Linked DNA regions of Homo sapiens: regions 2 and 3 are each linked to region 1. A link is an interaction called in ENCODE POLR2A ChIA-PET data of the cell type or tissue named here. Cell type or tissue: OCI-LY7. All regions are shown on one strand. Links, peaks and the distances in the headings refer to the core of each region. The heading gives the core; the rest is flanking DNA. Region 1 overlaps SPRED2 (sprouty related EVH1 domain containing 2). Region 2 overlaps LOC105369167 (a long non-coding RNA gene). Region 3 overlaps SPRED2 (sprouty related EVH1 domain containing 2).

Region 1 (10,730 bases), core at 808-8,807:
TTACCACACTGGCTGGCCCTGCAGCTTATGCTTAGATGTGTGCTTGATGTGGAATGCCTGGGTCCCACTTGCACGGTGACTTGGGTATGCAGCTCTAATCGTCAGCAAGTTCTTCTGTGGAACCACTGCCCTCTGCAGCAGCGATAACCAATTCTCTGTTGTTTTGACCGCCCTGCAGACAACACAACACAGAGGGTTTCCTCTCTTCTCTTCTGTTGGCCAAACATTATCCTGGTTTCCTGATCAGTGGACAGATACAGCCACATCTCTTCATAACGTGGGAACCCAGAAATGAGATGCTTTTCCAGAGGCCTCAGCCTCTTAGGCACTGTGGGTATTGGCTGGCCTCCCTGTGCAGTCTAGGGTGGCTTTGAGGCCACCGTCAGGGTAAAGGCTCCAGGCTGTTGGCATGGAAAAAATGCATGCTGTCCTTAATGGAGCCTGCACCACTGGTTTTCTCTTGAAAGTATGTTGGTCACCATCAGCACCTGGGCCTTAGAGGAGAAACATCTCTCCCCTTGAGAGGGGTAGGCAAAAAAGAAGGTCCTCTTGGTGTCAGTATGGTCACTTGCTGGACAATTTATTGGTTCTGAGGCAAGGATGGGGAAAGGAGTTCCCCACTGTTCCAAGGATCAGCCCACTTATAGGTGAAGGACTCTGGTCTTTGAATTCCTGGGTGGTATTCTTTGGTGGGGAAGAAGGTGAATGATCTGCTTATAGTGCCAAAATTGTAACCATAATAGGTCAGTTGCTGATGTGCACGCAAGTCAATGCAATGAGACACAGGGTTGCAGCAGAGAAAAGTTTAACTGTAGGACTGCCAAATGAGGACATGGGAGGAAACTTCAAATCCATCTTCCTGTGGAGTTTGAGACTAGGATTTTTAAGGGTTTTGGAGTGGGCCAAAATGTGAAGATCATTGATTGATTAAAGAGTGCAGCATAAAGTCTCAGGGCAAGGAGATGAAGAAGCTGTATTCTCATACTGATCTCATTCCTCTTGGGGTGGGGGGTCTTCAAACTGGTTGCTGAAAAACAAAGGATCATTAAACAAAAGCCTCTGACTAATGTCAGAGATCCAGTCTATAGGAACAACAGGGATGCAAATCCACTCTTAAACAGTCATATGACCCTGTTGCCAGAAATCTACCTCTAGGAACAATGGGATTGCAAATAGTCAATATCTAGTGCTAGGTGACTTTTAGCAACAAGGAAATGGGCCAGAGTGCAGCCCAATTAGTCCTTAATTACAACTGTATTTCTGTCCAGAATCTGGCGTGCAATTCTTGTCAGCCCTGTAGGGATGGTTTCAAAATCATTTTTTCTTGAAGCTGGTCCTAGGCCACCTACTCAGAGTCAGTACTCCAGTGTCTGCTGCCCACCCAGGCCTCCTGAATCTGCCTCCATGAGTATGGGGTCTAGGGAATCTGCGTTTTTGAAATTATCTCCAGGTGATTCCTCTGCCTACATCCACAGTTTGAGATTCACCTCCTAAATTGTCATTGCATCCTTGCTGTTCATTTTCTTTTTCTTTTTCTTTCTTTCTTTTCTTTTTTTTTTTTGAGACAGTCTCACTGTGTCGCCCAGGCTGGAGTGCAGTGGTGCATGTCGGCTCACTGCAAGCTCTGCCTCCTGGGTTCATGCCATTCTCCTGCCTCAGCCTCCTGGGTAGCTGGGACTACAGGCGCCTGCCACCACACCCGGCTAATTTTTTTGTATCTTTAGTAGAGATGAAGTTTCACCGTGTTGGCCAGGATGGTCTCCGTCTATTGACCTTGTGATCCGCCTGCCTCGGCCCCCAAAGTGCTGGGATTACAGGCGTGAGCCACCGCGCCTGGTCTTGCTGTTCATTTTCTTAAATGTTAAACTACGGAGTACTCAATCCTAAAGGCCACCTCTGTGCCTTACTCTAGCCACCCAGTGCTTTTTAATAGTTCCTGAGTATGTGTTTACACAATCTGAATTTTATGAAGTCCATAAAGACATATTTACCCAACAAGTCACCAGCGTTCCAAAGGTCAGCTTTCCTTGATTTGTATGAAAGCCACTTAACTCAAAGTCAATTAACACTAAGATAGAAGCCAATTAAAGCAAGGAAGTGAGCTGTTCAGGCCAACATTCCATCCCTCACTTTTGTCCCCTGTTGTAGCTTAATTTCACAAGTCCCTTCAAGCCATTTACTTCACACAACCTATGCATGTGTGGCCCGTTTCAGCATATAGGAATAAGTACCATTTGTCATGTCATCATGTGGGAGTGCTGTTTAAAAGCATGTAATTTAAGTAACTATTAAACGATGCCATATTAGCACTTTTGCAACCAATTCAATCGCCCTCCCACCGCAAGCAGCAGGGATATCACAGCAATGTTAGGAAAGAAGGAAAGAGAGGCTCGGTGTCCCTCAATGTTGCTATCAGAGCCTGCTGTTGAATCTGAGTCTTGCCTGGGTCCAGAAAGTACACAAAGTAATTCCTCAAAAGATTGCTGGAGGATTAAATGAGATAATGTGGGCCAAGTGCTCAGCACAGCACCTGGTACGTGGAAAGCAAACTTTTTTTCTTTTAAAGGTAGCTGCTGCAGCAGATGATGATTATAATATAAAAATGGAAAACCCTGAAAGAGAACTAACCCTTAGAGTTAGCAATTGCAGTAGGTCAAGCGCATCCTCTGATAGGTTTTCCACAGTGAAGGCACCTCGAACAAACAGTCTGAGGTCCTTCTGTGCAGACCATGACCCCTGTCCCGATGGCAGTTGGTTGCCCTGCACTGAGAACCACTCTCCAAAGGAAAAGTCTACAAGTACAATAGGCTCCTTCCCGTCTCACGATAGACCCTCTGCATTACATCTTTCAAGCTAACTGATTATCTATAAAAGCCTCATCCTTTAGGTTCTTTTTTGATTGGGAACCAATTTTTTTTTTTTTTTTTGAGACAGAGTCTCGCTCTGTCACCCAGGATGAAGTGCAGTGGCGCCATCTCGGCTCACTGCAAGCTCCGCCTCGCGGGTTCACGCCATTCTCCTGCCTCAGCCTCCCGAGTAGCTGGGACTACAGGCGCCCACCACCACGCCCGGCTAATTTTTTGTATTTTTAGTAAAGACGGGGTCTCACCATGTTAGCCAGGATGGTCTCGATCTCCTGACCTTGTGATCCGCCCGCCTCGGCCTCCCAAAGTGCTGGGATTACAGGCCTGAGTCACCATGCCAGGCCAGTTGGGAACCATTTTTACCTAGTGAGTGGAAGAACTGGGATGACGAGTATAAATAGTGATTTTAAAAGGAGATTCTGCCTGAGAGGTATAATCAGATGCCATGAACGATGCTAAAGAACCCAGCATGGGCAGGAGAGAGACAGAGAGAGAGCGAGAGAGACACCCCTGTGTAGGCTGCTTGCAGATCATTTGACACCTGCACATGAAGGATTTTTGTTTGTTTGTTTTCTTTTCAGTTAAGAGACAAGGTCTCACTGCATCATCCAGGCTGCAGTGCAGTGGCATGATCAAAGCTCACTGCAGCCTCGAACTCCTGGGCTCAAGTTATCCTCCTGCCTCAGCCTCCCAAAGCATAGGTATTACAGGCGTGAGCCATTACGCCTGGCCTTGCACAAGATGTTATACTTTTTTTTTGCATTTAAAATTATTCTTTTTTTTTTTTTTTTCCGAGGCAGAGTCTCACTCTGTTACCAAGTTGGAGTACAGTGGTGCAATCTTGGCTCACTGCAACCTCCACCTCCCTGGTTCAAGCGATTCTCCTGCCTCAGCCTCCCAAGTAGCTGGGACTACAGGCACGCGCCACCACACCTGGATAATTTTTGTATTTTTAGTAGAGGGTTTCACCATATTGGCCAGGATGGTCTTGATCTCCTGACCTCGTGATCCGCCCGCCTTGGCCTCCCAAAGTGCTAGGATTACAGGCGTGAGCCACCATGCCCAGCCTAAAATTTCTCTTGAAAGTCTTCATCAGAACACAAAATTCTTTTTTTTTTTTTTTTTTTTTTGCAGGAAACTGGAGTTTTATTAGCACTCAAATCAGTCTTGCCAGGAAACAAAATTCTTGTTACTAGAAGTGAGGATGTCAAGGTGGCTTTATTCATTTTTAAATAGTGCATGAGATGTAAATTGCTAAAAGCTGTGTTATTATAGGGAGGCAGTAGAACTTGGTAAAATCATAGGATTTAGACTAGTGCTGTCCAATAGAAATACAACATAGGCCACATATGTAATTTTAAATGTTCTGATAGGGGTGTTAAAAAAGTAAATAGAAACAGGTGAAATTAATTTTAGTCTATTATTTAGTGTATCTAAAAATTCTCATTTCAACAGTTAATGTTTTAAATTGCTAATGAAGTATTTCACATTCTTTTTTTGTACTACACCTGCAAAATGCCGCTTGTATGTTATAATTGGAGCACATCTCCATTTTCATGTGCTCAGTGCCACTTGTGGCTGCTGGCTGCTACTGTGTTAGACAGTACCTCTTAGACTAGGACAGACCTGGGTGTGAATTTCCCTTTGCTGCTTATTAGCTGTGCGACCAGTGTTAAATTACCTGAACCTTTCAAAAACTTCAGTGTCCTTGAATATAGAAAAAGGGCTCATAATACTTCCTTTTCTGGGCTGTTGTATTAAGTCAGTTGATTTATGTGCATAAAGGTCTGGGGTCGATGAAGAGGTGATCTGTAAATGACATCTGTGACTTTTGAGATATCTACAGGTAATTGTGGTCTCACACAGGCTAAGGACTATAGGATATAAGGGTTATGATGAAAGGCAGAATTAGGGCAATATTTATGGGCTATTAAGAACTTTAGAGCCAGGTGCAGTGGCTCACGCTTGTAATCCCAGCACTTTGGGAGGCCAAGGCAGGCGGATCACAAAGTCAGGAGTTCAAGACCAGCCTGGCCAGTATAGTGGAACCCCATCTCTACTAAAAATACAAAAATTAGCTGGGTGTGGTGGCACGTGACTATTGTCCCAGCTACTCAGGAGGCTGAGGCAGAAGAATTGCTTGATCCCAGAAGGCAGAGGTTGCAGATCGCGCCACTGCACTCCAGCCTAGGTGACAGAGTGAGACTCCGTCTCAAAAAAAAAAAAAAGAACTTCAAAAGTCCCCTTATGTAACTGACTAATTCCTGTGGCTGGCGACTGGGATTATACATACAGACATTGGAAGGGGGCTCTGGTTCTGGTCCGAGCAATTTGCCTGGAGCTCTATGATCAATTCAGAGAAGAAGGGATACAAGGAATTCCTACAGGAATCTGTGGCATCATAAAAACAGCTTCTGCCTCAAAGTCAGGGGAGCTGATTTTGAATTCTGACTCTACCTTATACTGCATATTTATCTTCCCAAACTTTAGCTTTCTTGTCTGTCAAATAGGACTCATAGTATGAGGCTTGTGAGGATTAAATTACATGTAGCACATGAAAGTGTCCGCAGCAGTGTCTGACATGTTTGAGGTGCCTAATACATGCCGGGTGATCATTACTGGTGTCTGGAAAGAAGTTTCAGCCTAAAGCTTTGTTGAAAGGACCCAAGGTCTGGGCAGAAGGGAAGGATCTTGCTCCTCTGATAAGATCTTAAGAAGATGGAACCAGCAGGCAAGGAGAGAAGCTCAAGAGACTGGTTTTATGAGGAGCTGAAATCAGACTGATGGGTAAAAGGAAGATAGCCTGGGTTGGTGGCCTATTAGGGAATGCCTCTCTACACAGGGACCATGTCATAATCGTTTTGATAACATTCTTTCTTCTTGCCCCTTTAGACCTCTGGCTCCCTTGCCCAGCTTTTGATATTTTGTTGTTGTTTGTTCTGAGAAGTAAAAATATAGCTAGAGCTTTGCACTCGGTCATGTTAGTATTTTAAGACACTCCCAAGAGTGGAAGAGAGAACTGTCCTCCAGTTGGAGTTATGGGGAGGTTCCCTGTGCTCCACCTTTCCCACCCTTTTCTGTCTACCTGTGTGCACGGAGGCATGAGTGGATACCGCGTCTCCACGGGTGAAAGGACAAGTGATCCAGCTGAGGAGAGTTGATCTTTTGGTTTAACCAAACCAGACACCCAAACCTAGATTTCCAAGGCATGTGAACAGGGATGTGCATGACAGTCATTGACATGAAGACTCAGAATGAGATAAGCTTTAAGTTGGCAGCACTTCCCACCCCCTGCAGAGAGGAAGTTTGCATGCCATGCACCTACCTTCTTGATTGCAGCTCTCATGGCTACACAGCAATAGATTAGAACCCCCTCGTGCTGAATCTTGACTTGATGAAGACAATCAAAATGCCCCCCAAAATGCCCCCCAATACACAACACACGCACACACACACACCTGCAGCCACCTCAGTTTCCTGTTAAGTTATTGTGGTTTGGGAGTCTTCATTGTCAGTTCACATTAGCTGTGAAGTCAGAATCCTTCTGTCATGGGACTTTTAGCAAAAAAAAAAAAAGGAGCCAGCGCCCCATTTGAGAAAGAGACTATGGCTCACACCTGTAATTCCAGCACTTTGGGAGGCCAAGGCGGGCAGATCATGGGGTCAGGAGATCGAGACCATCCTGGCTAACATGGTGAAACCCCATCTCTACTAAAAATACAAAAAATTAGCCGGGCATGGTGGTGGGTGCCTGTAGTCCCAGCTACTCAGGAGCTGAGGCAGGAGAATGGCGTGAACCCAGGAGGTGGAGCTTGCAGTGAGCCGAGATGGCACCACTGCACTCCAGCCTGGGCGACAGAGCGAGACTCCGTCTCAAAAAAAAAAAAAAAGAGAGACTAAACTTTCCACTGTCCAGTAACTTGGACCAGAGCCCTGCCTGAGCCTCCAAGGCAGGCAGCTTGATGGAGGGCCCTGCCTCACTCTCAAGGCTGAGCTCTCAGGAAAGGTGGATTTTATCTCTAAGGAAGTGCGGCTGCCTTTATCAGGCCATTCTGGTGGAACAGGTTAGCTTCCTGCAAGGGTGGAAAGGAAAACGATGTTACTATTTTTAGCCTGCCTCTTGTGTACAGCAAGGTGGGCTGATGTGCTAAGCAGAAGGAAAGTGAAGTGTGAGTTGCTTTCTGCCCCCAACCTTCCATTTCCACCCCTACTTCCCAAAACCTCCCCCAGAGGTGGAATGTCAGGACATCTCACATGTGGTGCACGAAGAGTATAATGACCAACTTTATTTCTACAACTAGTGAGGCTCCTTGTCACTGCCTTTCTAAAAGCTTGCAGTCTTACAAACAAACTTGTGTGCACAGACATGAGTGGATAAAATATTGGGTCCTGCCTAGCAAAACCAGGATCTTTGATTTGGGGGGAAGGGTTGGTGTTGCTCTCTGTTAACATTTCCATTTATTCTTGACCTCTATAAAGAGTAAATTATAAGAATGGGGTGGGAGGATTGGAAAGTTGGTGGATGGTAAGTTTGGGTGTCAAGTATTAAGAAATCCTGGCTTCTCAGCATTTTCTTTGCAGGGCACATTTAGCAGAATTTTCTGCCTCCAGCAGGGTCTTTGTGGCTCTGAAGGACCTGCCACCGTGGGGTGGTTCGCTTTTATAATCTCATGGTAGCACTCTCAGCCCAAAGAAGTGTCATCACCAACATAGAGGCCAGGAGCACCATTTAACAGATGAGGACTCTGAGGCCTGGGGAGTTAAACCCAGGTCACACAGTTGGATAGTGGGAGAGTCTGGTTGCCTGGTTGTTTTTCTACAGGGCTCCTCCAAATGAGTGCCAGGAAGAAAGTGCGGGGGTGTTCTGCCCATTGCAAGAGGGTCAGCTTGGAGAAATAGGTTTGAATTATGGAGTGCCTGACAGAAAGTGGGAACAGTCACTTAGCAAAGAAGTCCGGGTCTTCTCAAATAGGAGTGCTCTGGGTGGGAGGAGAAGGGCTGGTAAGCCTGAGGACTTGTGGAGGAGCTCAGATGTAGCTGCTTAAATTAGTTCAAAGTGAGAAATGTAATTACTATACTTGCTCAAACCAAATGTCTGAACATTGTTATAAAATGAGGTGTAATCACAGAAAAGAGGATTGCAGTGCCGTATCACTCCCACAAAATAGCCTTTGTGTTCTCAGGAGCCCCATGGTGCTGATTAATCTTCTGGGGGCGTTGAAGCCCCAGTAAGTTCAGGTGTGTGTATTGGACTTAATTGGGGGAGTTTTGTCCTGCTCGTTTGGACAGTCATTCACAGTTATTTGCATTTGTAATGAGTGTGTGATGAGAGGGGGAAAAGACTCAGCCTTAAACATGTTAGCTAGGAATATTTGGGATCAGAATAAAATAAGATCCAAGCAAGAGGGAAAATCGAGGATGATTTGCAGCAATTTGTCCTTGTTAACTGCTATTTGAATGATAAAAGGAAGGTTGAAAAGGACATTTCAGTAACTCCCTGGATAACGACTTCCTCTATCACTATCACTATATATCACCTCAATGACTATGTCATCTCCATGCTCTTCTCCACCAAGGTGGAAAGTACCATAAGAAGGTCATTAAGTCCTGATTCTGCCACTTGTTGGTCATGAGACGTAGGGTAGTGACATAAACGCTAAGCCTTAATTTTCTCTCCTGGAAAATGGGCTGATGTATATACATTTAGATGAGCTAATGCTTGGCACATAAGAAAAGCACACGGTAAATATTAGCAAATTGTCATTATTGTCATAATTATTGTTTATAGTATCTCTACAACGTGTTTATAACGTGTGACAGAAGAAAAACACCTTGCCAGATGTAGTCACAAGGCAGGAGGGAAAGTGAGGAATTAAAGGCCTGTTAGGGAGCAGGTGCCTGGAGCTAAGTGAGGTTAGATCATAAAAGGGCCCAGGGGTGTGCTGTTGTTGGGGGAGGTGTTTGTTTGGCAGAAGGGAAAGGTGGTCTGTTCATGCTGGGGAGGTAGTACATGGATAACTGGGCTGTGCCCTCATTTGTAAGAAACAGGCACGTGTTTTTTATAGACCTACAGCCAGTCCTGTTTGCTCGCTAGGTGGCTTCTCTTTGATCTTGTGTCCCAAAGTTGGGGGTCTGTTGACACTCCAGCTCCTGGGGACCCCAGGTCCCCTCTCTCTGCACAGGAGGCAAGGTGTCTGCCTGTTTTACTCATTGCTGTCTTCAGTGCCTGGCATAATAGAGGCTCAAGAAGTATCTGCTGAATGAATGAATAGGGTATAGTATGAATGAATATCTGCATTAAATTATGTGCTCCTAGAGAAAACTCCCTGAGAAACTCATTACTGAGACTGTTTAGCCATCCAATAAAGAGATGAGAGGAGATTTTGAAACAACTTGGTTTGGCATAGACAAGTAGTATATACTTGCGCTTATATCTAGTTTCCATGCAGTTCACTAATACATGTAATATATATGGTTAACTTTGTGAGTATATTTGATTACAGACTTTCCCTTTATTTAACATGGTTGCCTGCCTACACATAATTCTTAAAACAATTAAGGAGAACATTACTAGCACAAATGTTTCTTCTTTTTCTTTCTTTCTTTTTTTTTTTTTGAGACGGAGTCTCACTCTGTTGCCCAGGCTGGAGTGCAGTGGCGTGATCTCGGCTTACTGCAATCTCCGTCTCCTGGGCGTTCAAGAGTTCTCCTGCCTCAGCCTCCTGAGTAGCTGGGACTACAGGCATCCGCCACCATGCCCAGCTAGTTTTTGTATTTTTAGTAGAGACGGGGTTTCACCATGTTAGCCAGGCTGGTCTCTAACTCCTGACCTAAGGTGATCCACCTGCCTCGGCCTCCCAAAGTACTGGGATTACAGGAGTGAGCCACCACACCTGGCCACAAATGTTCCTTTTTAGGAAACTGATTCTCCTGCTGCTTCTGGAGTAGAGTGTTGTATATGAAATTTTGAGCATGATATTCACCTAATTATGGCTCAGAACAGGCAGTACCAAGCACCTGAGGTCTAGGCCTTTCAGACCAGTGCTTTGATATGCATGTGAGTCACGTGGGGTCTTCCTGCTAAGTTGCAAGTTCCCATTCAGCAGGCCTGGGGTGGGGCCTGAGATGGTGCTTTTTTCTTCAGCTTTTGGGTGCTGCCCATGATGCTACTCCTTGGACTACATTTCCACTAATGCGATTTCAATTAGTCTTTAGTATTTTGAGGATTTCTTTGTGTCGTAAAAATGTCTATCCCAGATGGGCGTAGTGGCTCACGCATGTAATCCCAGCATTTTAGGAGGCCAAGGTGGGGGGATTGCTTGAGCCCAGGAGTTCAAGACCAGCCTGGGAAACTCCACTTATACACAAAGTTTTAAAAAAATTATCCAGGTGCAGTGGCACACGCCTGTAGTCCCAGCTACTCAGGAGGCCGAGGCAGGAGGATCACTTGAGCTCAAGAGTTCGAGGCTGCAGTGAGCTTTGATGCATGCACCACTGCACTCCAGCCTGGGCAACAGAGTGAGACCCTGTCTTTTAAAGGAAATGGATGTCTATCTGATCTTATTCTAAATGTTGACTCTACTATCCGTAACCCCTTCTGGAAATATTTAATAGTTGTCTCCTTAGGAGGCTGTTGTTTGGTTTGCACATGGTTAATGTAGTACTGCCGAGTTTATAGCCGGTCCTGAGCTTGGACGTTTCAGCATTCACTGTGGACCTTTAGTGAAGTCTGAAGCTTTGTATTTGGCTGGCTTTTGGGAATGTATTTTGGCTTTTGGATGTAAATCAAATGTTATTAGTTCAGTGTTGGCTGAAAGATTGTGCCGATAAATTCTTTGGCAGAAGTGTAAAATGCCCCAAACATAG
Region 2 (10,730 bases), core at 1,828-9,827, 340 kb before region 1:
CACTTTTGTTATGCCTTAGCAAAGAACTTGGCAGCACTGCGCCCCTGCCCTCTGGATTTGTGGAACTTTGAACTTGAGAGTGATGATTTAGGGTAGCTGGCAAAAGAGATTTCTAAGCAGCAAAGCATTCAAGACATAGCCTGACTGCTTCTAACAACCTAGGCTCATATGCATGAGTGAGGAAATGACCTAAAGTTGGAACTTATATTTAAAGAGGAAGCAGAGCATAAAAGTTTGGAATATTTGCAGCCTGGCCATGTGGTAAAAAAGAAAAGGCCAATTTCAGGGGAGAAATTCAAGCAGACTGCAGAAATTTGCATAAGTAAAAAACAGCCAGGTGCTAATAGCCAAGACAGTGAGGAAAAGGCATTTCAGAAAAATTTTCAACAGCCCCTTTCACCACAGGCCCAGAAGCTTAGGAGGACTGATTGATTTCATGGGCCAGGCCCAAGGCCCTGCTGCCTTGCATAGCCTTGGGACACTGGTCCCTGCATCCCAGCTGCTCCAGCTCCAGCCATGGCTCAAAGGGACCCAAATACAGTTCAGGCTGCTGTTTCAGAGAGTCCAAGCCATAAGCCTTGGCAGCTTCCACATGATGTTACATCTGCAGGTGCACAGAGTATAAGAGTTGAGGCTTGGAAGCTTCCACCTAGATTTCAGAAGTTGTATAGAAAAGCCTGGGTGTCTAGGCAGAAGCCTGTGGCAGGGGTGGAGCCCTCATGGAGGACATCTACTAGGGCAGTGTGCAGGGGTAATATGGGGTTGGAGCCCCCACACAGAGTCCCCACTGGGGCACAGCCTAGTAGAACTTGAGAAGAGGGCCACTGTCCTCCAGATCCTGGAATAATAGATCCATCACCAGCTTGTACCTTCAGCCTGGAAAAGCCACAGGCACTCAACAATAGCCAATGAGAGCAGCCATAGGGGCTGAACCCTGAAAAGCCCACAGGGGCGGAGCTGCCCAAGGCTTTGGGAGCTCACTCCTTGCACCAGTGTGCCCTGGATGTAAGACATAGAGTCAAAAGAAACTATTTTGGGCTGTGCACAGTGGCTTATACCTGTAATCCCTGCACTTTGGGAGGCCAAGGCAGGTGGATTACTTGAGGTCAGGAGTTTGAGACCAGCCTAGCCAAAATGGAGAAACCCTGTCTCTACAAAAAAAATAGAAAAATTAATCAGGCATGGTGGTGGGTGCCTGTAATCCCAGCTACTCAAGAGGCTGAGGCAAGAAAATCTCTTGAACCTGGGAGGCGGAGGTTGCAGTGAGCCAAGATCACACCAGTGCACTCCAGCCTGGGTGACAGAGCAAGACCCCATCTCAAAAAAAAAAAAAAAGTAAGAAAGAAAGAAACTATTTTGAAGCTTTAGATTTCATAATAGCCCTGCTGTGGGGTTGGCAGCCCCCCTTTTGTGGGGCCTGTCGCCCCTTTCTTTTGGCTAATTTCTCCCTTTTGGGAGGGGAATATTTATCCAATGTTTATGCCCCCATTGTATCTTAGAACTAACTAACTTGGTTCTGATTTTACAGGCTCATAGGTGGAAGGAACTAACCTTGTCTCAGATGAGACTTAGACATTTAGGACTTTTGAGTTAATGCTCTAAATGAGTTATGACTTCAGGGGACTGTGGGGAAGGCATGACTGTATTTTGCAATGTGAGAAGGACAAGAGATTTCAGGGGCCAGGGGCAGAATGATACGGTTTATATCTGTGTCCCCATCAAATCTCCTGTCAAATTGTAATCCTCAGTGTTGGAAGTGGGGCCTGATGGGAGATGACTGGATCATGGGGGCGGATCCTTCATGAATGGTTTAGTACTGTATTAGTATGTTCTCATGCTGCTATAAAGAACTGCCTGAGACTGGGTAATTTATAAAGGAAAGAGGTTTAATTGACTCACAGTTCCACATGGCTGGGGAGGCCTCAGGAAACTTACACTCATGGTAGAAGGGGAAGCAAACACATCCTTCTTCACATGGCAGCAAAAAAGAGAAGTGCATGGGAATCGTCCCCATGATCTAATCACCTCCCACAGGGTCCTTCCCCCAACATGTAGGGATTACAATTTGGATTACAATTCAGGATGAAATTTTGGGTGGGGACACAGCAAAACCATATCAAGCACCACTCCCTTGGTGCTGTTTTCGTGATAGAGCCCTCTCAAGATCTGGTTGTTTAGAAGTGTGTAGCACCTCCTGCTTCTCTCTTGCTCCCCTTAGGTGGGACACTTCATTCCCCCTTTGTCTTCTGCCATGATTGGAAGCTTCCTGAGGCCTCCCCAGAAGCAGAAGCTGTTACAGTTCCTGTACAGCCTGCAGAAGTGTGAGTCAATTAAACCTCTTTTTTTATATAAATTACCCAGCCTCAGGTATTTCTTCACAGCAATGCAAGAACATACTACAACATGAATTAAACAATTTTCACCAAAACAAGCAAGTACAGAACACTTCAGAATCACATGAAGGGCATCTTTCAAATAAAAACTCCTAAGTCACACCTCTGATGATACAAATTAGGATATCTTGGAATCACACCTAGCAATACATTATTTTAACACAAATGTTCCTGTCTCTTAAGAAGCAGCAAGCAAGGCCCTGGTTAACTGGTGAACGCTCAGTAATCACTGGTGTAAGTACCCATCTGGCTCATGTAGTCAAACTTCTGCAAATTTTATTCTAATATCAGTAGGTCATAATTCTTGGTTGCACAATTTTACAGAAATAAAACAGGGAAATACAAAATGTAGAAACTTGCTCTTGAGATGCTTATTTACCTTTATGGAAGGAAATATTTACTCAACTCAGCAATCTGAAAAAGAAACAATATGCAGTTATAAGGAGACGAGTAAGTACAAATAATATAACTCTAAATAATCAGTAACTCTGGAGTTGTTCGGTTGATTCCCTGAATTCCAGCTGGACACTGAAGACCTTTTATAGTGCAACACCTAAACCTTACACAGGTGTTGGCATTTTTGGAATTTATATTCACAGTTTCCACTGATCAAACCCAAGATATTTTCTCTCATGCAAGAGCCACTCCTCTTAGAATTCCTAGTAAGATTCTGTTTATGAAGCCCCATGTGATCCAATTCAGTGGGTCATCCAAGTGATAACAAAGAAAATGTGTGAATTTGGCAGTGAGGAACTGATCAGCTGCCAACTGACTCATAAACTGGTCCACAAAATGTAATCACAGTGCTGGTTTTGAAGAGGTCAACAACCCAGCTGGCAGAAAGATATAAAGTGCCAAGAAGTCTGGAATAAATAATAATAATAATAATGCATAAACAACTAATTAAAACATTAAGAAAGGGATTTTATTCCACGATCATCAGTGGAACTGCAGGTCACTCTGGAAATACCCCAGACATACCATAGTCTGTCAGTATTTATTGAAGGCCTATTATGTAGTATCCTATGTAGAAAACCCAGACTCAAAGGCAAACCCAGGCAAAACAAGGCTGCATGAGGCCATGAGATAGCAGCAGGGATCAGGCAGGAATGGCTGCATCCAGCACCTAAATGCAGGGTCCTTAACATTGGCTGCTGGGAAAAAGTCAGTAGGATCAAGAGTGATAGGCCTTAAAAACCCAAAGTCTGAGTCTATCCAAACAAGCTCATCCTTTGTCGTACTCCTTATTTTAGCTTCAGGAGTATGGCTGCCATGAGATCCTCTACATACTGGGAGAGGAGACCCTCGTGCATTAGAAATGAGCCTGAGGGTATCAGTTCCCCAAACTGCAGAGTCAGGTCACCTAGGGAGGGTGGCAGATCTGAGCAGAAGTGGAGGATATGATGAAGGCAATGTGGTAGAAAATATATGTGGTAGACAATGAGATACCATCTCATACCAGTTAGAATGGTGATCACTAAAAAGTCAGAAAATAACAGGTGCTAGAGAGGATGTGGAGAAATAGGAACACTTTTACACCGTTGGTGGGACTGTAAACTAGTTCAACCATTGTGGAAGACAGTGTGGCGATTCCTCAAGGATCTAGAACTAGAAATACCATTTGACCCAGCCATCCCATTACTCGGTATATACCCAAAGGATTATAAATCATGCTGCTATAAAGACACATGCACACATATGTTTATTGTGGCACTATTCACAATAGCAAAGACTTGGAACCAACCCAAATGTCCATCAATGATAGACTGGATTAAGAAAATGTGGCACATATACACCATGGAATACTATGCAGCCATAAAAAAGGATGAGTTTGCAGCCATAAAAAAGGATAAGTTCATGTCCTTTGTAGGGACATGGATGAAGCTGGAAACCACCATTCTCAGCAAACTATCACAAGGACAAAAAACCAAACACCGCATGTTCTCACTCATAGGTGGGAATTGAACAATGAGAACACTTGGACACAGGAAGGGGAACATCACACACCAGGGCCTGTCATGGGGTGGGGGGAGGAGGGAGGGATAGCATTAGGAGATATACCTAATATAAATGACAAGTTAATGGGTGCAGCACACCAACATGGCACATGTATACATATGTAACAAACCTGCACATTGTGCACATGTACCCTAGAACTTTAAGTATAATAATAATTAAAAAAAGAGAAAATATATGTGGTAGAAATTCTCTCAACTGACTGTCATTTAACCAACTCATTAGGTCAATAAATGCTCCCCATTCCCTCTCTGAAAACTACAGATGAATGCCAGGACACACTGAATGCCTATAGCTAGTAGGCTGCTCTTATCATTCCTGAGCACCTCCACTTCTACCAGTTTTACTCACAAAGGGCCCGAATTGTCTATGCCAAGTGTACCTGCTATTATAAGTATGCAATTTGCTTGATGCATAAAAATGATGAAATAGGAGAACCAAAACAGTGTTGTTTCTATGAAAACTAAATTGCATTGAGATGATACAGTCAAATGAGTTGCTTTAAGTAGTTTCTGTGGAATTAGGGGTAGGCTAAACAACTGTTTAAAAATGTTGTAAAAGTCTTAAAAAAAGGATACTTAACATCCTCGTTCTACTTTAAAGGACCCAAAAGTAGAAAATGAAGAAAATGCTTGATGGGTTTGGTTTAAAAAAGAAAGATGATTCCCAACTCTGATTAGCAGGCCCCCACCCAGAGGAAAGGCCCAAAGTCTGCAAGAGAAAGAAATGAACTCAGTCAGCAAAAAGAAAATGAAAACCAACCGTGATCCCACTACCCAGGGCCAATCAATGTTAATATTTTCATGTATATCTTATTTTGAATTATATGTATATATTTTAATTAAAGCTACTGATTAAAACAAATATATAACAACTTAAAAACCCACATATAGACATATGCTTTACAATCTATTTTTCTTTCTTAATAAATCACATCCATCTTCTGATGTGGACAAATATTTATCTATGATGCCTTTTCAATAGCCTTGTAGCATTCCATGTTATAGACACAGCATAAATGATTCAAAGAATCTCCTTTTGTTGGACTTTTGATTCCAATTTTTATCTGAAATAAGCAATACTGCCACCGTAGTGCACAGCCTCCACTATTTCCTTAGGACACATTGTGCTGGGTGTAATTTCATACACACATAGGAGGTCTCAGTTCTGTCAAATTCACAGAGACAGAAAATAGAATGGTGGTTTCCAGGGACTGGGGAAAGGAGAAATAGAGAATTATTATTTAATGGATGCAGAGTCTTAGGCAACATGAAAAGAGTTCTGGAGATGGATGGTGGTGATGGATACACAGCAAAGTAAATGTATGTAATGTCACTAAACTGCACACTTAAAAATGGTTAAGATGGTAAATTTTTGTTACATGTATTTTACCATAATAAACTATATATATGTATAGAATTATTAGTTCAGGAATCAAACAACACCAGGCCTCAGACCTGATTTAGCCTGCTGGCTGCAATTAGCCAACCCTGATCTAGTCCAGCGATCTCCAAATAGCGTTCCAGGAGACCTGGAAAGAAACTGTATCTCTGCAGCTGCCAGGCAGCTCTTGGGAAAGGCCTGCAGGGAAGGCTCTGGGCCTTAGCCCTTCTTCAAACACTATAGCTCCACTCTGACCTGGAATTCTATAGGCTTGACTTGAAGAAAGGCCCCTGGTGCTTAAAAAGCTTTGGAAAACCACTGCCTAATCTACATTCCTCATGCTATAGAAGATTACACGAGGGACCAGAGATAGCAAGTGAGATGTGCAGCAGAGTTGGGACAAGAGCCCAAGTCCTTAGCCTGTGAGCTCAGTGCTTGTCCTACACCACTCAGCCTCCCTTCCCCAAGGAAGGCCATGCCCTCCTCACGCAGCAGACTGGGGCTTCTCCTCAACAGCTCCCCTTAGCCTAGGGGCTTAGATCCCAGTAAATGCAAGTAATTTATTCAGCACCTCTATGTGCCCAGAAAGTATCTATGAGAAAAACACAAGGCAGGATCCTGCTCTGTGGTGGGCAAAATAATGGTGCCCCAAAGATCTCCTTGTCTTAATCCCTGGAAGCTGTGAATATGTTATATTACATGACAAAAGAGACTTTACAGATGGGATTAAGGTTAAGGATGCTGAGATAGCGAGATTATCCTGGATTATTCAAGCGAGCCCAATCTAATCATCTGAATCTTTGAAAACTTTCCCAGCTGTAGTCAGAGAGAGACAGGACTATTGAAAGAATGGTCAGAGAGACACAATGTTCCTGGCTCTGAAGATGGAGGTGGAGGCTATGAACCAAGGAATGTAGGCAGCCTCTAGAAGCCAGAAAAGGCAAAGAAATGGATCCTCTCCTACAGCCTCTGGAAAGAATCACAGCCTTACCAACATCTTGATTTTAGCTCCATGAAACCTATGCCAGACTTCTGTCTTCCAGCACTGTAAGATAATATATTTGCCTTGTTTCAACCCACTAAGTGTGTGGTAATGTGTTATGGCAACCATAGAAAATTACTATATGCTCTCAAATAGAGGCGGAATGCCTTACTTGTGCTGCAGTTTGTGGTCAGTTAGGAGCATCTGCTCACTTGGCCCTTTTGTCTTCCCTACTCATCAGCATATTGACCTCTTGAGCATCCAGCCCTGCCCAGAAAGCCTGGAAATCAAAATGTGAGCCAATCTGGAAATTTCCCAGGGGCAAAAGATAATAATACAATAAAAAAAATTTAAACTACCTCTGTAAATAACAGTCATTAAGCTTGACAAGTGTTTTAAAAAAAAAAATTCAGGGCCTCTGTTTCTCCATCCTGGAGACTTGATGAGTGAAGCCAAAGGCTGGGTCACAATAATGTTAAAAACCTGGTCTGGTCTGTATGTGCAATTGGAGGCAGATGTGCATGGGGTGGTGGGGGGAACGGGAGGTAGGGAGGGGATCAAACAGGTAGACACAGGATAGAGGAGTCAGTTCAGGCAGTTCTTTCTCTACATTGACCTAGCACTTTATTCCAGATTAAGAATCAGTAAACTACCACCCTCAGGCCAAATCTGGCCCACCGCCTGGTTTTCTAAATAAAGTTTTATTGAAACTCCAGCCCACTTTCCCATTATATATTATCTATGTCTGCCTTCCCATCACAGTGGCAGAGGTGAATAGTTGTGACATACACCCCATAGCATGAAAGGTCAAAAATATTTATCATCTGGCTCTTTATAGAAAGTTTGCTGACCCCTGAAGACTCATGGGGTAGCCCCATGTAAACGAGAAGAAAAGGATTTCTGAGCAAGAAGAATTCACAAGCTCACAGGAGCTTCTGTTGCCCCTCTGTGCCGCCATGAGATGAGAGGCCATGTTTGTCTTTCCTGCTGCAGTTGGTTTTGTGACTCACATCTTCTGACCCTGCTCAGTGAGGCTGAGAAAGGCAACCACATAACCCAAGGATATCCAGCTGTGGCGATCCAGCTACATTTTCCTTTGAGTCAGCCACCCCAGCATGTAAGCAGCCTCATTTGATCCATTTCTTCTAATCCAGAAGTTCCCAACTCTTTCTACCATATTTTTGAAATTATTACACTAATGTATTTTTCATTACCCATAAATCATGTTGCCCTGCAGCTCTCTGCCCACTGAATCAATGGCCTTTGTTGTTTCAGGGAAAGAAGAGGCACAACCCTGAACCAAGAACTCTTTTTTTTTTTACCTTGTGTTTTATATTGGATTTCTCAAGTCAGAGAGAAACTATTGTCTTAGAAGTGAGTTTTGTTGAAAGAGAAAAATATGTTATTTCTATTCAAAAATTATCTTTGCACATATTAAGAACAAAGCCCAGGGGACTAAGCACAGAGTTTTACTATGAGTTACTGTGTAGAGAGGACAGAGGATGGGATGTGGGGGCAACTCCTGTTGAACAGAAGAAGGGGCAAGACTTTCTACCCATCTATCTCCTCACCTACCGGGGGATGGCCCTGGAAGAAAGAGAGCAAGAAGACAAAAATTCCAGATAGGTTGAGGAAGAATACAAAACTACTTAGGCTGGTGCTTTAATGTGTACTACCCTCCTGTGCTCCACATGCACACACGCATGGCCCCTGGAGTTCAGGAGCCCTAGAACATCATTTGCAGAGAGAAATGCCAAGCAGATGGGCCAAAAATAACCTTCTCTTGTTCCCAGAGATATACCTGGCCTGGGGACATCTAGAAGCTCCCAAATAGCCCTGTGGTAGACATGGAAGAAGGGAGCTGAAAAGTAAGAGTATTTGCTAAGAAGTTGCCTGGTGTGTGGCAAGAGAATCCTATAGCAGAAGCTGGGAAGTAGGCCACATAAAGCCAGTTTCCAGTAGAAGTTCCTGGCTAAGCCCCAGAGGGTCTACGGCAGCAAGAGGCAAAGCAGAGGATGCTAAACCTAGGGGCAGCCACACCCAGCTGACAATCACAAGACACACCAACCAAAGACACCTTGGTAGCTGAAGCTAACTCCCAAAGAGGAGACAAAATCAGCTGCACCTCAAAAAGAAGTCAACAGAAGCCAGAAGAGAAGGACAACACAAGCAGAAAACATCCCGCAGGGTGCAGTGGCTCATGCCTGTAATCCTGGCACTTTGGGAGGCCGAGGCAGGCAGATCATTTGAGGCCAGGGGTTCAAGACCAGACTGGCCAACATGCTGAAACCCTGTCTCTACTAAAAACACAAAAATTAGTCGGGCATGGTGGCACATGCCTGTAATCCCAGCTACTCTGGTGGCCGAGGCAGGAGATCCTTTGAACCAGGGAGGCGGAGGTTGCAGTGAGCTGAGATTGTGCCACCGCACTCCAGCCTGGGTGACAGAGTGAGACTCTGTCTCAAGATGAAAGAAAGAAAGAAAAGAAAAGAAAGGAAGGAAGGAAGGAAGGAAGGAAGGAAGGAAGGAAGGAAGGAAGGAAGGAAGGAAGAAAGAAAGAAAGAAAGAAAGAAAGAAAGAGAAAGAAAAGAAAGAAAGAAGGAAGGAAGGAAGGAAGGAAGGAAGGAAGGAAGGAAGGAAGGAAGGAAGGAAGGAAAGAAAGAAAGAAAGAAAACATCCTGCCCCAACCATGACAATGTTACGTAAGCCTTTTCCTGTGCCCAGATGTCACCCGGGGAGAAGGAGAAGAGGGGTTGAGAGAAGGAGAAAAGGCTTAAGCCTACAGAATCTGAGCTTGCCTGAAAAATATTGCTTCAAACCGGAATAGATCAATTTATTTAAACGGGCAAGTTTAACTTCTTTTGGGTTACTCTGTATAAACAGCAACCCCACAGCAAGATCATGTCAATTACTAAATAAATAAATAAATAAATAAATAAATAAAGTCTCCATTTTGGAGACTATGGATTCCATATTTACAAATCCCCAAACAGGCACTCTTGAGGTCATTTGCAGATATAAGCAGAACAGCAAAAACTTTGAGGACTATTTGAGTACGATGGGTATGATTCCAGAGGTCCCACCCTTCCTTCCTCCCTCCCCTGCCCTACACATATGCTTAAATCCGTTTTTTAACACCAGGAAGGAAAGACCCTCTTTTCCACCACCCCTCCAACCCCAGGCTGAGAGGAGAAAGGGAACACTGATGAATTAAGGCCAGGGGGAAGAGTAAGCAGACCCCCCACTGCTTGGGCTCTGACTGTCCTAGAAGCAGGGAAGTGGGTCAAAGGCTCTGGGCAGCATTCCTGCCTGTGCTAGCCAGCAGCAAAGCAAGGGGGAGTGGGACGGTCCTATTTCCTCTCACTGAGGCTTGCTCCTACGGAGGGTTTTCCAAACCCAGTGGCCAATTCTGTGAGTCCCATGATTTCAGATCAAACCAACACTCCCTATCTCCACAGGACCCACTTTCAGGCCTCCCTGCGTAACCACGTCATGTGCAGTGCCCACCTGAGAAGCATAGATTGGGACGTTAAGCCCCCCTCCCTGAGAGACACACAGCGCAGCGGGCAGGACAGAGGCATGTGGCTGCAGAGTTACAGTATTTCCCTGAAACTGGAACGAATTATCACTACTTGCTCCTCTGTCCTTCTTAGATCTGCAAAGTGTGGGTCAGAGTGACTTTCTTTTTATTGGCCTACCACATATTGAAACCATTCCTGCATGTTGATACTGAATATCTCGGCCAGATCCTTGTGAAAATGACTTACTGTGCAGCACAACAGAATGACTTTCTAAAGTTAAACGTCTTGGGATATTTTATCTTTTCAAGTACATACCAAATGCAATTAAGTTCAAACTATGGAATACAGTCTTTGCCAGTTTCCATTCTTGACACATATGTGTCTGGGTTTACAAGTTCAAAGACCTCTTAAAGGATCAAATCTCTAGCATTAATT
Region 3 (10,730 bases), core at 1,470-9,469, 56 kb after region 1:
TTTTCTTCCATGTGGCTAAAGAGAATCTCACATTTGTGGATGCGTAAACCCAGCTAGATGACCAGGTTGTACCTTTTATTTTCCCCCAGAGGATCTTATTAAACTTATTAAAACTCAATTTTCATCATTTTCTTGCTTTTTCAAAATACTTGGATAAACCAGTTTCACTCCTGGAAACTTCATAATTGTGTCATAACACTGGCACTGAGAGAACATATCTGTTAGTCTGTCATGGTTTCAGGTCTTTGTGGTTTCAAGTTTTTTCTCTACTCAAAGTATACTCTCAGTTGCATTTTACTGCTGAAAGTTTTCTGATCTGCTTTTGTAGGGTATTTTAGTGGCTTAAGTTTGCTAAGCCCTCTGCCACAACTACAGGACTTTAAGGCCATTTTTTTAAAACACAAAGCATGAAAAGGGATCAAAGTTGAAAGGGTCTCAAAAGTCATTTGTGGTCTCTACCCCTCATTTTACACATAAGGAAACTGAAGCTCAGTAATAAGAGTTTGGGGTGCCTCACCCGGTTGTGAGAAGATGTGTAATGGAGGTTAGGTCAGGTTAGGTCACCTGTCCTGACTTACGGCACTCATTACAACAGATCCAAAAAGGAATTACCTCTATTGGTGTGAAACTTCAGCAGGATGAGTAGGATCACCCTCTAGCTCTGTGATTTTTTCATGTAGCTGTGTTGCCAGTGTTACCTCTTCATTTCTCCTTAGAATTCCTTTCACAATCAGTTGCCTATCCAGTAAATTTCAAGGGACCAAGATAAGGAATAACTTATCCTCCAGAGCACCTAACTTGAATATGCGCACTTCTGCCACCACACGAGGTCCTTTCAAAAGTGTGATCGGGGGTTGTCACAGAGACTGATCTTAGTCCTTTATCTGTCCCTAATGTCAGTGACCTTGAACAAGTCCCTTCTGCAGTCTGGATTTTAATTTTTCCACGTGAGAGAGGAGTCTAGCATAGACGGTTTCCACAGTTCTTTGTATGAATAGCTTAAGAGGTGGAACTAATGTGAAGACCTGAACTCTGCCTTCGGGCTGACCTCTATACCACTCTCCAGGAGGGAAGTGAAGCCGTCCAGCATGCTTCAGGGAGAACAGGTGCCTTGACTGTGTGTTGTTTGTTTATCTGTGTGTTTAGCTCTCCATCTCTAATGAGGGAGGTGGCAGAATCCTAGAAAAAAAGGAACTAAATGCATTAGTAATTCTTGCCATCTGAGAGGGCATCCATTTCTAGTGGACCTGTGGGAATATAAACAGGCTCTTAAAAATCCTGTCAGCTTATTGCTAGCATGATCTGCTGATTTTCCTCCCTCCTCTATAGGTTAAATTATCACCTTCTTTTGTTTGAGAGCAGGTTTTTTGTTTTGTTTTGTGTTTTGAGACAGAGACTCATTCTGTTGCCCAGGCTGGAGTGCAGTAGCGTGATCTTAGCTCACTTCTAACTCCGCTTCTCGGGTTCAAGCGATTCTCCTGCCTCAGCCTCCCAAGTAGCTGGGATTACAGGTGCCCGCCATCACACCCAGCTAATTTTTGTATTTTTTTAGTAGAGACGGGGTTTCACCATGTTGGCCAGGTTGGTCTGGAACTCCTGACCTCAGGTGATCTGCCCACTTCAACCTCCCAAAATGCTGGGATAACAGGCATGAACCACCGCGCCCGGCCAGAGAACAGGTCTTATTAAGGGCTGGCTTGTAAAGGATTTTGTAGGTTTAGAATTTGGTATTAACATAGTTTGGTAGAGTCATTTCCTGACCTTCTTATTAGGTTTTCTTTGGGGTAGAGGGCAGGTGGTAGATAGCAGGTACACACACACAAAAAAAAAAAAAAAAAAAAAAGAGGGAACTGGGGAACTGCACTCTAAATAGCAGAAAGAAAAGTAATCAGATTCTGTTTAGTACCATTATCAGCATCTTGTAGATTTAGTGTTGATTTCCATTTAGAAATCAACCATAACACTACAAATCTCTCACTCTCCCAATATTTATGATTTTCAGGTGTTCAGAAAAGTTGAAAGAAGTGTATGCTCAACATCCATATGCCTACCACCTCAAGTCTGCAATTAGCATTTTGCTATTATTGTTTTATCATACACATATCTATCCATCTATCTCCATCCATGATTCCATGTTTTTTTAAATGCATTTCAAAGTAGGTTGCAAATATCATGGCATTTCTTCCTAGACATTTCAACGGGTGGGTTATTACATACTCCCTTCCTTTGTTTTCTCCAATAATGTGAAAGAAAGCAAAAATATTCTGAGAAAGTCAGGCATAGGAGTTCAAGGGCTGCAATTTAAAGCCCTAAATTGGAGATTATTAACTTTAAACAACTCCTCTTTGCCATTTGTTTTTTGAAGTACCAATTTTTCTATTACATGTACACTTTAATGTGGTGAGAGTTAATTTTGTTTAGTAATCTGACATTTCCATTAGCTGGCCTTTGGGGTTTAAATGTGGATCACAAATACCATTTTTGGAAGGGTGTGTAAAACAGAGGGAAAGTCAGAAAATTACTGCTTCTGGAATAAAAAGTAGAAGAAACGTTTCTTCGGGATGGGTTATTTTGTTTGCTTTAAGATGGTAATCTTTTGATCTTGATTAATTATGAACTCCAGAAGTTCAGGCTCAACTCAGTAAAGCAGACAGACAATAAAAGCAAAATCATAAACCTAGATTCAGACTTTGGCCTCTCAACTCCCAGTACTCCCTCACTGCAACCTCTGCCCCCTAGGTTCAAGCGATTCTTGAACCTCAGCCTCCTGAGTAGCTGGGTTTACAGGTGTCCACCACCATGCCCGGCTACTTTTTTGTATTTTTGATGGAGACGAGCTTTCTCCATGTTAGCCAGGCTAGTCTCAAACTCCTGACCTTGGGTGATCCACCTGCCTCGTCCCCCCAAAGTGCTAGGATTACAAACATGAGCAACCACACTTGGCCATAAATTTTATTTTTTAAAGTAGTTTACTCATGTCAGAGCCATTCGTGTTTTCGTGGTTTTTGAAAAAAACTCAGAACTACCTCTGACACATGCCTTGAATGTCAACAATCTTTCACAGTAAAATCTTCCCATAATTTCCTAAATTAATTGTAGAGCCTTCTTTAAGGTGATTTATCTGCTGCACAGATACGTGACTGATACAGAGGCCCCTAACTGGTTGACTAGGAAACCCACCAAGGATTTAAGAGGCATATGCCCAGGAGTCTCCAGTTCCCTGGTCCCCCAGGATGAGAAAATTAGGATTTCTGCTATTAGTAAGGATTAGAGCAAAGAGTTTTCAAACTTCAAGAAAAAGTTGTTCCATTCTTCGCTGATTATAATCTAATTACTAAACTACCATGCCTGTCCTGCCAGTCCCCCCAGGCCTGACCTCAGCCCTCTGCTGGGCTTTCCTTCTCCTGGGCCAGGTGCATTACTCACCTCAAGAGGTACTTGCACAAGAAGAACATATTGACAAGAGAAAATTGCCCAGGAGCCATTTTTTAAAAATCTGTCTTAGACATTACTTCTAAAATTGGCTGCCTGTGTGCTGAAGCTAAGATTTACTTCAGCGAACACTTCGTTGCCCATGTTTAAAACTGCCCCATGTTAGGGTTTTAGGTTGAACAACCTTAACCTTTATTGTGTCCCAATTACACGTGGTCTGTCATCTTGTATATATTTAGTATTCTTGTGGTTTATAAATTTGAGTACTGAATTAAAATGCTGAAAAGATTTAAAAAAAAAAACCAACAAATATAGTGGTATCCTTAAGACATTTTTGATAGATTAAATAAGTATTGATAAAATCAAAAAGTTTCTATTAAGATTTTTTTTTTTTTCATGAGAGCACTGTAGATAGAATCTAGCCAAATCACTCTTTTCCTGTGCAGGATTTATACGTGTTCAAGCTACAGGAGATAAACACTTAGAGGTGAAATTTAAAATTGCGTTTAAACACAGTACAATGCAGTGAGTCTAATGTAACTTTGTCAACCTTGCTGAAATGGAAACCAGAAAACCAGCATTTTATGAGGTAACTTCCAGTGTGCCTGGGCATTGCTAATGCCGTGGGTATCACCACCTTCTATTTACAGTCCATATAGATTTGCCGCTAAAATTGGGGCTTTCTCTGAGAAGATGATGGGGGCACTAGAAGCTCCAACTTCCATCTGCCACAGTAGGTTTTTCAAGCTTACCAGAACTGTCACTCAGGGCTCCCAGGCTCGGGGGATGTCAGAGGATCCCTAATTGCCTGCCGGTATTTTCCCAACTACTTCCTCAAAGGCTCCTAAGCCTCTGTAAAGCTTACGTGTTTAACTTCCAGCTCTGATCTTTGTTCCTTTGTGTCTTTGCTTCATTTCCTTTTTTTTGGCCCTTGTGGGTCACAGGACACAGCAGGAAAGAAAGGAGGCCAGACTGGTGCATGGCACACTGCCTTGTACCCTTGACTAAGGACAGCTGGGCAGAGCATCCATTCCACTCCCAAGGATGTCTGCAAGGCAGGTGCAAGATAATGTGCCAGAATGTGCAGTATACATGCTGCTCTGGCTCTAGTGACCTGGAGGTGTAAGGTAGCACTCAGCGATGGGGAAATATTTATATTTAAATTAGGATTTAACATCAGTGATAAGTTAAATCTATATTATCTAAATATTAAATCTATAATATTTTCCTTTAAACTGAGGTTTAAAGGAAAGTATAGAGGCACATAGAATGCTAAATCAGCACTGTATGTTAAACAAGGTATGGGCATATATTTCGAACCAAAATTGCTCACTTATAAAAATAGGGATTCACAGCTTATTTTTAAAGGAGTATTTCTGTATTAAAATTTCAATAGGAAAACTAAAATACTAGAGGTCCAAGTCTAGCAAACTTTGACTTGTTAATACTGGTTCTGAAGAATGATTGATAAATTATTAAGTTTAATAATCATTTATATGCTGACCAGTGTCTTCCATGATAATGGAGGAAACGGCCTCTTTTAATATGTGCACTGGAAAATAGTGTGTGGGTGAGAGGTTTATTTATATGCTTCAGTGTAGCTAGGTAGCATGAACAACAAAGATGCTCGGCTTATCCAAGGCATGAGGAGGGACATGCCCCTTACCTCCCTCTTTGGGAGAGGGTAGAACTTGGACACAGAGGGCGCTAGTGACCTTGCAGGACAGCAGTACTTACTGGCTTTACTCATAGATTCTGAGCCCAACAGAGTGAAGGAAAACCTATTTATACCCCCTCTGAGGCTCCTGCACATAAGCAGGACCCCTGGCTTTTAGCTTAATTGGTTCCTGGATGAAGGTCATATCCCCAGTCATTGTAAAGCAAAGACTACCACCGCCACCTCCTACACACACCTTTTAGGTACCGTGTTTTGTATAAGGGTTCTATTCCTAAAACTCATTCCATACCATTTAAAAAATACATAAATTGATAATGAAGATAACATATTTTTAAAAATCAAAGCTGGCTGGGCCTGGTGGCTCACGCCTGTAATCCCAGCACTTTGGGATGCTGAGGCAGGTGGATCATTTGAGGCCAGGAGTTTGAGACCAGCCTGGTCAACATGCTGAAACCCCGTCTCAACTAAAAATACAAAAATTAGCTGGGCGTGTTGGAGCACGCCTGTAATCCCAGCTACTCGAGAGGCTGAGGCAGGAGAATTGCTCAAATCTGGGAGGCAGAGGTTGCAGTGAGCTGAGATCGCGCCACTGCACTCCAGCCTGGATGACAAGGGTGAAACTCCGTCTCAAAAACAAAACAACAAAAAACCAAAGCTATGTTGTAGTCCTCTAAGGGTAGGGGTTACTCTGCACGAGCAAGATTAGCTACAGCACCTCAGAAAAGCAGGGACACAGTGAAGACTGGACGGAAGAGCCTGTTTTCTCCTCTTGATAAACATAGAGCATAGTGCCCTGGCACTGTGAGCTCACAGGAAAGTGTTAGTCCCTGTTTAAGTACACGGGTTCTTTTACTAGTACTCTCCATTGAGTGTATTTGTTGGCTGATTTCACTGATGTTAAATAACTGTGGAGAAGCCTGTTGTTAAGTGATCTTAGCCCACTTTTCACCTTCTGTACATCTTACATCATGCAAACTGGTTCTCTTTATGAAACAAACGTTTAATGATCAGAAAATCTCTTCTCTGCCTCACAGTGCCTGCTCATCCATGTTTGAGAGAAGAGCTGATGGCCTTTGCCAGAATTGGCTACTGCCAGATCTGGCATCTTTGCGATCGAGTCTTTCTACTGTGGGCATTTATGAGCTTTCGTTAACACTGTTTTCTGTAATGGCCTACCCTAACCACACAAACAGTACATATTTTGGTGGTTAACACAAAGGCCTTATTTTCTGGGACATTATAGCGTGTAGAGCAAGTGTTCTACCTTCAGGGGCTTGTACAGAGCAGAAAATCATGTTACCACCATGCATAAAATTACGTTATGTTAACTTTCCTTGCCCATAAAGTTCAGAATATATAAACTTCCAAAACCAGGGCAGTCCGCTTTTAAAAAATTCTTGAGTAGTTGATACTTAAGACGAACACCCACAAAACCACCACCCGACTTAACAAATAGAAAGTATGACCAGTACCCTCAGCTTCTCAACACATTTGATTCTACTGAAGCATTTTGTTGATTCTTTTTAAAAAGATCACTAGTCATATGTATTTTATATTCACATATACTTCATACACACATATATAATATTTTAAACATATAATTCGATGAAATCAAAGAGCCTTTATAAATCTATAAGCACAAGGAAGACCGGGGGCGGGGGATGTGATTAAAATAAAGTGAGTGTGCCTGGCTCCCTGCAAGAAGTTGGTGTTATATTTGGCTCAGCTGGCGTCTGGGAGTTGGGCTGGAGAGGCTGGGATCTTGGCTAATCCCTCTCAAGGTCTGGTGAAGTGGAGAAGAGGCTGGGAGGAAGTGAATCTAATGTTGAGCATAATGGAGAGATAAAGGAGCCGTGTAATCAGATAAGGGCTGGCTGTAGGAAGTATTTATGGGGGAGGTAAAAGTCCCAGTCTCCATCCCTGAAAGAAATGGGGAGGGGCAGGAGCAGAGGGCCAGTTCACAGATGGCGGACAGCATTATTTTCTTCTACAGGTATGCCTGCAGTGGACGACTAAACCTGGTCTTTATAAACCTGACTTCTCTTGACAATTGCTGGAGGTCCATGTCAAATTTCCTCCTACTGTCAAGAGCCTGACAGCTTCCCTGCCCCTCCACTCTCTGATAGCTGGAAAGGGCAGGCAGTCGAAACCCACTCCTCAGTGGCCAGGGAAGCTGGTGTTTCAAGGACCTGTTTTTGTCACTGAGGTAGCCTTTCAGCAAAAATGATGATGGTTACAACTTACCAAACTTCTGGATCTGACACGACCTGTAACACTACTTTCAGCCAGCAGGGTAGATCCCCTATTCATTTTGCAAAGGAGGAAACTGAAGCTTAAAAAGAGGTTTCTTCAGCTCCTGAGAGGGCTGGGGACTTCAGGGCCGCCTGGCCCTAGAGCACACATTCTTTGTGAGACCCAGTGCTGCCTCGCCGTCATCTCCTACACTTCCTTGGTTTATGTCTGTAACGTGGCCCAGACGGGGCCTGCTTTGAAACTGGAGAACACTTAGAACATAAAGGCTGAGGTCTAAAACTTTCCTGTGGAGATGCTAATCCAGTTTTGAAAGATTTTTTTCTCTGCCTTCCTATCCTGACTTACAATGTCACCTGCCTCTTTTGCATATTGCGTGATCCCGGGACAGGAAGCCCTGTTTTTACAAAAAGTCCACATGTTGGGAACACAAGGCTTTTTCCTTAAAGAAGCCACATTTAAATGGGAGATCCTCAGTCCAGCCAGTTTTGCTCATAACACAACTAAAGAATATGGTATTGAGGGCTGGTCGTCCAACACCATTTGTAATAACATTGTTGGGGCTGTTCAGCTCAAGTTCAGACACTCGGGCTCCATTCAGTTGGGGTTTGGACCCTTGGCTGGAGCTTCACTAGATCCACACCATTACAGCAGTTGTTAATTTCAGAAGCATTCTTTTAAAATGTTGTTATTTTTGACAAAGATAGCATGTTTTGACATTTTTTTCTAAGGCATACCAGCAGCAGTTTCCTTGTGCAAATTTTTAAAACTAATCTGCCCTTGCCCTTCCTGCCCCATCCCCCCACCACTAACAAACCCTGCATCTGTTTTAAACAGATGTTGTTTAATTCTTTCCAGAAAGAGGGGGAGGGAAGGTGGGAAGAGAGTTTTCCTCCTTTATACCTTTTTGGTAGTGGAGTTCATTGTCATTTCTGTGCTGGGTGGGGTGAAGTGCCTGAGTAACGTAAATACACCATGGATAGGAAGCAGTTGGCACGCAGCCATGCAGCTGGATTATCCAGACATCCTTTGCAGCTTTTAGTCCAGCACTTTATCCCCCTGCCTTGTTTTAAATAGCCAGATGCCTCAGTTAATGCTGGCTGTCGGGGCTGTTGCCGGAGGAGACAAAGGGGGCTTCTGCCCCTGAGCCTCCCCTTCCCCCAATCCCATCACAGAGAAGTCTATACCCTGGAGAAGGCACTTGATAGGAGGCATCGAGGCAGGAAGGAGGAGGCCTCAGAGTGCAAGCAAAGGCCAGAGTTAACAGCCTTGTAGTCTGGACACAGAAGGGTATGGTATTTTTAAATTCTCTAACAAATGGGTACTTTTTGGAAATAAGTTTATGGCACTAACATAAGTAATGCAAACTTCTCTTTTTCATGTTTACTTAATCCCCTCAAAGAAACAGAACAGCACATAACTGCAACACAAAAAAAGTGAAAGCATGTTTTAACAAGAGGTGCACAGAGTTTCAATTCTTCACCTTAGCCATCTCCTGTTGAGATGAACCCATAGTATACTTATAGAAGATTTGAGAAAGCTGTGTTGCACACTAGAGAATTAAAAGTCGTAGGACCCTTAGGTTTTTTTGTTTGTTTGTTTGTTTTTAAATAAATGGGGTTGGAGTGGGGGAAAGGATATTCTCCAAAGTTGTATGCAGTTAATCTAAATAAATGTTACAGAAGATTCTTTTTTTTTTTTTTTTTTTTTTGAGACAGAGTCTTGCTGTGTCGCCAGGCTGATCTCTGCTCACTGCATTCTCTGCTCACTGCAACCTCCACCTCCTGGGTTCAAGCAATTCTCCTGCCTCAGCCTCCTGAGTAGCTGGGATTACAGGCGAAAGCACCGCCACGCCCAGCTAATTTTTGTACTTTTAGTAGAGACGGGGTTTCACCATGTTGGCCAGAATGGCCTTAATTTCTTGACCTCATGATCCGGCCGCCTCAGCCTCCCGAAGTGCTGGGATTACAGGCGTGAGCCACTGCGCCCAGCCCAGAAGGTTCTTAATCTAAGGGAATATGCATGTTGAATCCTGAAATAGTTGGATTAGTCATATATGTACATGTATGTCCTATGACTTTTATATGTACTTCTACATGATTTTTCAATTTTTAGGAATAGAAAGTACTGTGATCCCAATTTAGTAATTGTGGTTCATAAGTAAATAAGTATTGAACACTATATGTTTTTATAGGAATTCTGTTAGCCATAGATTTTTTTTTTTTTTAGACGGAGTTTTGCTCTTGTTGCCCAGGGTGGAGTGCAGTGGCGCGATCTCAGCTCTGCCTCTGGGGTTCAAGCTATTCTCCTGCCTCATCCTCCCGAGTAACTGGGATTACAGGCGCCCACCATCAAGCCCAGCTAATTTTTTGTACTTTTAATGGAGACGGGGTTTCACCATGTTGGCCAGGCTGGTCTTGAACTCCTGACCTCAGGTTATCCGCCCACTTCAGCCTCCCAAAGTGCTGGGATTACAGGCATGAGCCACCGCTTCCAGCCTGCTATAGATAATTTTTTTTAAACCTGTTTATATTGTGAATTTAACCCCATTCATTCCGCAACCTGTTACATATAAGACACCATTCTAGGCTCTAGGGATATAGCAGTGAACAAAAAAGGCAAAGTTTCTGCTCCTGTGGAATTCATATTCTGGTAGGCAAGCAGATATTTTATTGAGCAAGCATTGATTTAGTAGCATATAGAAAGCCAAAGCAGAGGGGAGAAGATTTAAGAGGGGTGGAGGGTGCTATGCTGCTTTATATAGAGTGGGCAGGGAAGTCCTCTCTGAAATAACCTTGGACAGAGACTTAAGTGAAATAAGAGAATGAACTCAGTTGGTATGTGAGGAGTAGGATTTGAACAGAAGAAACAGCAAGTGCAAAGGCCCTGAGGTAGAAGGATGCTTAATATGGAGGCCAGTGGGACCAAAGTGGAATGAGCAAGGAGAGTAATAGGGTAAGGTCCAGATTTTGACTTCTGCTTGGCGATACCACTGGAGGGTTTGTTTCAGTAGAATGATCTGACTTACCTTTCTATTTTCTGGGTTAAGTTGGGCAAACGTGGAAGCAAGGATGCCAGTTAGAAGGCTACTGCAGCAATCTCAATGGAAGGTGATGGCAGCTGGATCAGGTCAGTGTCAGTAGAAGTGGAAAAAGTGGATCCTGGATATATTTTGAAGAGAGAACTAGAAGGATGAGGAGGTGTCAGGAACCAAGAGAGTTCAACCTGAAACATGTTGATTGTGATACGTATTCGATGCCTATGTAGAGACCTCACATAGGCCCTTGGTTCTACTGGCCTGAATCTCACAGAAGAGACCTGGATGGAAATGTGAATTTGGGCACTGTTGGTATGTAGAAGGTTTTTAAGT

What was found. ChIA-PET counts read pairs that join two places held together with the same protein. Peaks named below come from ENCODE experiments on the same cell type or tissue, not always from the same donor. Only the 100,000 strongest peaks of a DNase experiment are listed, where the experiment ranks them.
Region 2: POLR2A ChIA-PET joins it to region 1 with 7 read pairs; 2 of 35 experiments call an interaction of 5 or more read pairs at or near these places.
Region 3: POLR2A ChIA-PET joins it to region 1 with 8 read pairs; 10 of 35 experiments call an interaction of 5 or more read pairs at or near these places.

Annotation. Positions count from the first base shown.
Region 1 is chr2:65,402,956-65,413,685 of GRCh38, reverse strand. All of the region lies in intron 1 of SPRED2 (sprouty related EVH1 domain containing 2), which reads left to right. Among named protein-coding and RNA genes, the nearest start is that of SPRED2, 24 kb to the left of the region's middle. RefSeq lists an enhancer at 6,697-6,746. In OCI-LY7, for the core only: CTCF peaks have their summits at 4,188 and 4,389; DNase peaks (open chromatin) are centred at 4,452, 6,272 and 6,945; H3K4me3 peaks cover 3,171 bases; H3K27ac peaks cover 4,301 bases.
Region 2 is chr2:65,746,826-65,757,555 of GRCh38, reverse strand. It overlaps LOC105369167 (a long non-coding RNA gene), which reads right to left. Exons shown (of 3, transcript XR_940196.2): 3 at 2,653-2,807. Among named protein-coding and RNA genes, the nearest start is that of LINC02934, 38 kb to the left of the region's middle. RefSeq lists a silencer at 9,987-10,281. In OCI-LY7, for the core only: no CTCF peak of the experiment used is centred there; no DNase peak of the experiment used is centred there.
Region 3 is chr2:65,347,650-65,358,379 of GRCh38, reverse strand. The region is part of intron 1 of SPRED2 (sprouty related EVH1 domain containing 2); the gene reads left to right. Among named protein-coding and RNA genes, the nearest start is that of SPRED2, 80 kb to the left of the region's middle. RefSeq lists enhancers at 171-320, 353-854. In OCI-LY7, for the core only: CTCF peaks have their summits at 5,133, 7,216 and 7,415; DNase peaks (open chromatin) are centred at 5,139, 7,439, 7,929, 8,359 and 1 weaker place; H3K4me3 peaks cover 2,076 bases; H3K27ac peaks cover 3,420 bases.